2 separate regions of the Homo sapiens genome follow, and region 1 is linked to region 2. The links are chromatin contacts, found by Hi-C or POLR2A ChIA-PET in ENCODE. All regions are on one chromosome and are shown on one strand. Each heading gives the region's core, a stretch centred on a gene start or an enhancer-like site at or near the end of the contact. The rest is flanking DNA. Distances are from core to core; before and after follow the strand shown.

What was found. A loop is a pair of places that touch in the nucleus more often than their neighbours do. ChIA-PET counts read pairs that join two places held with the same protein, here RNA polymerase II (POLR2A). Pooled maps may share reads with other maps.
Region 1: a map of heart right ventricle shows a loop between it and region 2 (2.0-fold over the local background). The contact joins two enhancer-like sites. A Hi-C loop is called at or near these places in 2 of 168 maps with a recorded cell type or tissue (PC-9 and heart right ventricle) and 1 of 50 pooled maps. POLR2A ChIA-PET finds 5 or more read pairs at or near these places in 1 of 52 experiments (OCI-LY7).

Annotation. Positions count from the first base shown.
Region 1 is chr2:238,698,886-238,702,491 of GRCh38, reverse strand. No RefSeq gene overlaps it. Among named protein-coding and RNA genes, the nearest start is that of LINC01937, 19 kb to the left of the region's middle. Within about 2 kb of position 2,336, at least 5 of the 41 ENCODE cell types and tissues checked have a DNase peak (open chromatin) inside an H3K27ac peak, as active enhancers do.
Region 2 is chr2:238,567,725-238,571,598 of GRCh38, reverse strand. No RefSeq gene overlaps it. Among named protein-coding and RNA genes, the nearest start is that of LINC01107, 14 kb to the right of the region's middle. Within about 2 kb of position 1,823, at least 6 of the 41 ENCODE cell types and tissues checked have a DNase peak (open chromatin) inside an H3K27ac peak, as active enhancers do.

The DNA of each region.
Region 1 (3,606 bases), core at 1,087-3,586, 130 kb before region 2:
GGCGCCAGCCTCCCCTGACATCCGGGCCTCCTCTTCTCCGGCCTGCAGCTGCAGCTGGGGCACACATGCGTCTGCCCGGCTGCCTCCTTCCTGGGAGCTTTGCTGTTTCTTCTCCCCCGAGCTGTTTTCTCGCAGACCCACTGGAAGATTTTTTGTTGTTGTTACATTGCTATGAATTTCTTTTATTTTTACAGGAACAGGATCCAATTGAAGCCAGACCTTGGAAAAAGTATACGAGAGGCCTTCTCAGCCTTCCTCTCCCCCTCCCCAAATGCTAACTCTCTCAGGTCCTCTCTGGTTGCCCAGATGTTCCTGACCCCCAACTCCACATCAAAGCTCAGGACACCTCGTTCACATTAAACCGCCAGGGCCATGAATGGGTTGGTGCGTGCCTGGAGCAGCAGCCGCCTCTCATTGTCAAGTCCTCCTCCTCCCGGCAATGCCATTTCCCTCCAGGGTCCGTGAGTCCATACTGATTACAGGAACTCTGATTATTATACTGATTATTATGAACTGGACCTAGGGCGCACTCTGCCAGGTGTGAGTGTCACCTGCCACCTGGATGTTGCAGCATGCCAATGCTTACACAAGGCTGGATGAGGCATGAGAAAATGTCAGAGATGCCACAGCCAGAAGAGACTTCCCAGGTTGGGCCCCAGGACGCCAATCCTCTGGATAGAGAGACAGTCCAGGCATGTGCAGCCGGGGTCATGTGGGGGAAAACTGGAGCGGTGACAGGCCCTGAGTTCTGTGCTGCTTTTCACGGCAGCACCCTCCAACATGCAGCAAGCCCCAGTGTGGACAGAGTGGAAGACGCACATGAAGCCTGGAACGCGCGTGTAAACATCCTCTCAAACACATCTGCTCAGAAGTACCCAGAGCTCGAGGGAAATGGGGATGAGGGTAGCCTGGGGCCATCTGGGGAGGCCACGTGGTGCCCTCCCCGCTCTCCCCTGTGCAGGGCTGACAGAAGGTGGGGCGGGCCGCAGGCAGGAAGGAAGTCGCCGCTATGTGGGCTAGAGGCTGGTGGAGCTTGGCAGCGTGGATGTGGGACCTGTGGCCCCACAGGGGGGCTTCACTTTAGGTCACGCACCCCAGACACTGGCATGAGGCGGGATTCTCGTACAGGTGTCCACAGAGAAACTGCTCCCAGGGGAGGCTGGGGAGGGGTCAGGGAGGAGAGAAGCCAAGCCAGGCTGCGATTTCCAGCACAGGCCCCACTCAGCCAGACCCTATGGACAGCACTGAGGCACAAGCTACCCTATCACCCACACCCTCAGTGGCAGAGCTTGTCCCCATGAGGCAGGGGAGCTGGGATGCTTCACCCACAGGTGGCTGAGGGTGTAAACCCCTAGGCCCTTTGGCTTCAATAGTTCAAGGGCAGTTCTCTGAGGAGCAGCAGGTGCTGTGGTGGAGGAAACACCCACAGAAGCCAAGGGATAGGCGCCTGGGAACAGGGAGAGTGATGTTGGGGAGCTAGGCAGAGCGTGCTGTGTCTGCTGCATGTGTCTACGTGCACACAGATGCGCTGCCTGTGTCATCTACATCTACATGTACACGGATATGCTGCCTGCATATTCTGCATATTCACAGACATGCATCATGTGCCTATATGTACACACCTCTGCTGCCTGCGTCATCTACATGTACACAGACACACTGCCTGCACATTCTGCAGGTACACAGACGTGATGCACGTGCTTATAGCCACACAGCCCTGCTGCCTGCGTTGTGTGCATGTACATGGACATGCTGCCTGTATCTGTGGGTGAGACAGAGTCACAGGCTGTCTCACTCAAGTGTCTCATTCACTCAAGAAGGAGACCTTGACTGCAGGGAGGGCAGGTCCCCCAGCAAGTTCTCCCAGGCTCACTTTGTGGCCCTGGCTTGCCCCTTCTTGGGCTGTGTCCACTATTCTGAGGGGACTTACCAATCTAGCAGGCAGGGGTAGGGGAACCGCCAAGCTGGCACAGATGTCACACTAGCTAGTGGGGCAGCGTCGATGAGGAAAGCGCTTTTCCACTTCCCACTGCTCAGCATTTACACCGGTGCCTGCACCCTCATCAGGCTTTCCCCCCTCATTCTCCTGTGCCACACCGGAGTGACTAGGCTGACGGGGTGACTGTGAGCCGCAAAGACCCTGGGCAGACGTGGCCCTGGAGCTGCATAGCCTTCACGCCCATGCCGAGAATGGTGTCCTGAAAGGTCCCAGGCAGGGCTCATTCCTGTCATGTTTGCGCATCCACAGTGCAGATAAGCTGGAAGGAACTGTTTTGATGAGGTCATCAGAGTCGATGGTGCAAGCAGCCATCGGGCGCTGTCTTGCCAGGAACACAGATAGACCAACCCTTGCTAGGATCTATGTGCTTAAGAGCTTCTAAACTTTGTTAAGAGTACTTTACTGTTCCCTTTTGCTTAGGAATTTACTCGAAACACTCAAATCTCCTTATGCATTATTTGGGGACCCTGCTCAGGGCCAAGCCACTTCACCTATCTGAGATGTCGGGTAATCTCAGCATTCCCACCTCCACACCTTTTGAAGCTGGCCCAGCTATTTCAGCATCATCGATCGCCACTCTGCTTGGTACAGGAGGAAGTCTTGGCTGTGGTTCTTTTTGTAGTTTTGAGTTTGCTTTTTTGTGAGGGTCACAGTTTTGCTCAGGCGTGACTCTGCGTATGGACAAGGAGACATTTTGAAGTGGTCATTAGATGGAAGTATGCCCTATGCTCTGATGGTGCTGCCCTGAGGTCCCCAGCAGAGGCCAGGCTCCTGGGGACAAGACCCCGTAAGGTGCTGTTTGATCCCCTCCTCCGGACCCAGAATCTTTGCTGTGGCAGGAGGAGGAGGCCAGCCCCATTCAGGTGCCTGTGTGTAATAAGAACTGGGGCTCAGAAAGGGGCTTCTTTGGACCAAGCTGCACTCTGAGCACCCCTGTGACCCTCTCCCCTCACCGCCCACTCATTTGGGGGAGGGGGGCAACACCAAGAAAAGCTTTGCTGCATGAGCTGCTCGAGGCCGGGGATTCATCTCGCCATGTGCAGAAGCTTCACAAGCCTGAGGAAGGGGCCACTCACCATTCCTCCTCTTTACCCTCCCAGGGACTCCTGTGGGAGGCAGAGGCCCAGCCAGGACCCTGCCTACTCCAGGGACGAGTGTGCAGGAGGTTTGGCCCCATCCAGGGAGGGCAGGACCTGCTGGATAGGGAGGCCTTTGAGCTTTGTCTCAGTGCCCCTGGGCACACGTGGAGTCCCCACCCTGAGGACCAACTGTGGGGTCACAGAGTGACAGCAAGCCCATGGGCCTCATCCATCCATGCCCAGGGGTGACCTGCCCTTGGGGGCTGGTACTCAGAGGAGCCAAGAGACCAGGAGCGAAGAGGGTAGGAGGCTGAGGGTCAGCAGTGGCGGGCAGGAAGGAGGGTGTGGCCATCTGCACTGTGCTTCCAGAAGGGCCCTGGTGCACGTGAAAGGCCACCACGTGACGGACCGGCCCACAGACCGTCCTGGCTGTGCCTGCTCTCCAGCTTCCTCCATCCTCTGACCAGGCCCTGGGTGCCTTTGACATTGCACCAGCCACTGACCAGGGCAGTCATGGAGATGAAGGGG
Region 2 (3,874 bases), core at 574-3,073:
GGGCCAGCTGGATGGGGCAGCTCTGGCCTCTCCCATCATGGCTCACTTCTGCTTCCTCACTCTTTTTTTTTTTCTTCTTCTTCTGAGACAGGGTCTTGCTCTGTCACCCAGGCTGGAGTGCAGTGGTGCAATCTCAGCTCACTGTAGCCTTGACCTCCTTGGGCTCAAGCAATCCCCACACCTTAACGTCTCGAGTAGCTGGGACTACAGGAACACACCACCACACCTGGCTAATTTTTGTATTTTTGTAGAGACAGGATTTTGCCATGTTGCCCAGGCTGGTCTCAAACTCCTGAGCTCAGGCGATCCGCCCACCTCGGCTCCCAAAGTGCTGGGATTATAGGCGTGAGCCACCGCGCCCGGCTGTTCCCTCACTCCTTCCCTGGGTTCACCATCCCACTAAAGCAGTGATGTGGGAAGTCTGGTTTACGGCTCTGTTTTCTGGAGGACCTAGGCTAAGACAGTGGAGTCAAGAAAAATCAGGGGCTGCCCAGAGTCACTTCCGTGTCACCGGCAGAGCTGGGCGGGCCAGCCTCCTGACTCCCAGTCCAGGCTCGTTCCGCTGCAGTGCCCTCCCTCCCCGAGCCCCTGACCCCGGTGGTCTAGACCAGCATTTCCCAAGGGACATTGCGAGAAACACAAGGACAAGGAGACATACCGTGGAAACAAAGCCGCCTTGTTAAACAGTTTGAGAAAACCCCACATTCTAAAGCCCCCTGGAGATTTGCAACACACTCACATATATGACCTTCAGTTGACCCAACAGCTCCCAAACTCATCACCTGCAGAAACTTGGTGACATAATCCTTTGGAGGACGCCTCATCCAGGGCTCTGGGAACCGCTGTGGGAAAGTCTCTTCTGCGTGCCTGTGCCCCCGGGCTGCTGTAACACAGAGCAACAAAGATTTATTCTCTCACAGTTGTGGAGCTCCAAAGTCTGAAATCCAGGGGCAGACAGAGTCTTGCTCCCTCCAGAGGCTCTAAGGGGCATCCCTCCCGCCTCCTGCAGCTTCCCGCAGCCCCCTGCATCCCTTGGCTGGTGGCCGAATCACTCTGAGCTGTCTCCATCTTCACGTGGCCTCCTCCCCTGTGCTGCTGTGTCCCCTTCTATCCCTTATAAGGTCAACTGTCTTCGGATTTAGGCCCCACCCTAATCCAGGACCATCTCCTCCCGAGATTCTTACCTGAATTATATCCTCAAAAGCCCTTATTCCAAACAAGGTCACATTCTGAGGTTCTGGATGGACATATCTTTTGGGGTCACTCTTCAACTCTCCGCAGCCCCCATTTTCTTCCATCCCTTTTGAAGTTGCCTGCTCAGCCTCCTCCCCTGCTCTCCAGGGCATATTTTCAGCTACTTGTTCCCATTACCTTTCTCTACCCTCTCTCCCCCCTTCTGTTAATAAAATCCCCTGGGACCTCCTCCCCCACTGTCCCTGCCATTCCCAGAGGCTATCGGGAAACTCTGGTCCAGCCACAGTGGTCTGGCCACACAGGGAGCCATGTAGAGACCTCCATCTCCAGCCAGGATGACACCGGTCTGCGGTTCCCAGCTCGTCGTCAAGATGGGATCATCCAGGCCCCACACGCCTGCAGCCCCTCACCCGCCCTCTTCCAGGTCCTCTTCGGGCCCTGGCATTTGCTCAGCGACAGTCCAGGCAGTTCAGGCTTCAGGGTGCTGGGTGGGCCGCCAAGAGCTGGCTGCCACCCCTCGAGGTGTGTACCGAGCAGAAGGTGCGAAGGCGCTGTGTTCCCGAAAGTGCCTCTGAAATTCCACTGGGCATGTCCTGGCCGGGGCCGCCTGCCTTCTGTTCTGTCCTGAGGGCCGGGGTTAGGCCACCGAGGATTCCAGCACTTCCTCTTGGCCGCCACCCGCACTAAGTGGGGAGGCTGAGTGCACGGGAACATTATTTCAACAGCCTTTAAGAGAACTAGCACCACGTCATAAAACTCTTGGCTGGTACCTTTGCTCTTCAGACTTAAATACCATCAGCGTGTTTCTCAGCAACATTAATTAAAATGCTTTTAAAGACCGGGCTGTTCTCCACACAGGAAGGCCCTCACCTGGGGAGCACTTTCACAGGTGAATTGGCTCCTTAAAAGCTTTTAAATTAATGTCCTTCCCCATAATTCTTATTTTTCCAAAAAGTAAGTTTTTACAACTTCGCTGCCTTCCTCCCCAGTGAGCTGAGCAGTTGAGGGGGAAATGGGGGCAAGGTGGCTCTGAAGAGGGGCTCTCCATGGGAGGCCGGCCTGGCCGCCAGTGCTAACGTGTGGGGAGTCCGCACAGGGGCATTTCTTCAATGACTCGCTTCTGGAAAGGGAGGGCTCCCCCGCTTGACTTCACACACTGTTTCTGTTCAGAAGAAACAATCCATAGAGGACTCCTCGGCCCCCACGTTTTGATCTTCCGTGGAGATACAGATACAGCCCAGGACTGGCGCTTGGCCCCCTGCTCAGTTCAACACAAGTGACACTCACCCCAGTAACCGGCACCGTGGGCACCACTGGTGCCCTGCTCAGGACCAGAGACATTTCATCTAACTTAGTCCTTTCAGCTGTATCATGAGGCAGGTGTCGTTACTTCCTTTTAAAAATGCAGACAGGCTCAGACAGGCCAAGTCATTTGTACCAGGTAGCACAGCAAGTAATTGGGAAATGAGAATTTTATTTCGATTCTTCTGGCTCCAAAGTCTGTTTTATTTCACCTAGACTACTTTGTGAAAATTATGAAGAGTGAGTTAGTTTCGACAGTAATTTAATAAAGATTAAAGGCAAAACAAAGAATTAGGGATGCCGAAATGCATGGCTGGTGTTGAGAGCCCAGGCTCACACTGTCCACCCCGCCCCGCAGTGGTTCTCAGCCACCAGCATCCCCTCTCCACCTGCTAGAGAGACCGTGCGAAAGGCAGAGCTCAGAGGGCTCTCGGGGACTCCCCAGCAGAGGCCTCAGAAGCTGGAGCACAGCCCGGTGTGGCTATAGCCCCAGCTGGTTCCAGGTGGACAGATCAGCCCTGGGACCTTCAGTGCCTGTGGAACAACAGGAAACCCAGGCGCAGCACCCCCCGAGACGCAGCACCCCCCAGATGCAGCACCCCCCAGATACAGCACCGCCCAAGATGCAGCACCCCCCAGGCACAGCACCCCCTAGGCACAGCATCCCCCGAGATGCAGCACTCCCAAATGCAGCGCCCCCTGAGACACAGCACCCCCCAGGCACAGCACCCCCCGAGATACAGCACCCCCCAGATGCAGCACCCCCCAGACGCAGCACCCCCGGGCCATGAAGCTGCTGCCCTGCATCTGCTGAATCAAGAATGACAGGAGGCACAACATCAGCCGGCTTCTGCTGAAAGCAGAGCCTAAGACGCAGAGCTTTCCAGGCCGCCCTCTGTTGGGGGCTGTGACCCCCACTAACAGGAGTAAGAGCAAGAGTGGGAGTGAAACGAGAAATGTTCCCTCGTCCCCCTTGCAGGGTGTGCAATGGGTGTGTGACTCACTTCTTCATGCCCCGCTCTCAGACCTCTAGGGGAGCATATAGACGGGCAGGCTGTGGGGCTCTAACCCCAGGCAGTGTCTAGGGGTGAATGTTTTCAGCCCCTGAAGCCCCTGTGGGCGTGTGTCACAGTGTTGTCTTTTAGTTTTGCTGTCTCTAGGCAGCTTGCGTTAACCAGCTCAATCACACCCTCTGCCTTGTCGCAAGGACAACGGGCTTTCTGTATCCCAGGTTCTTCCTTGGTGTACCAGAAGGATCAGGTCACACGTGCGCTGGGAGAATGAGTGCAAGGTTTTACTGAGTGGAGGTAGCTCTCAGCAGAGGGGAAGTCAAAAGGGGGATGGAGTGGGAAGGTTTTCCCCGGGAGCTGGGCTGCTC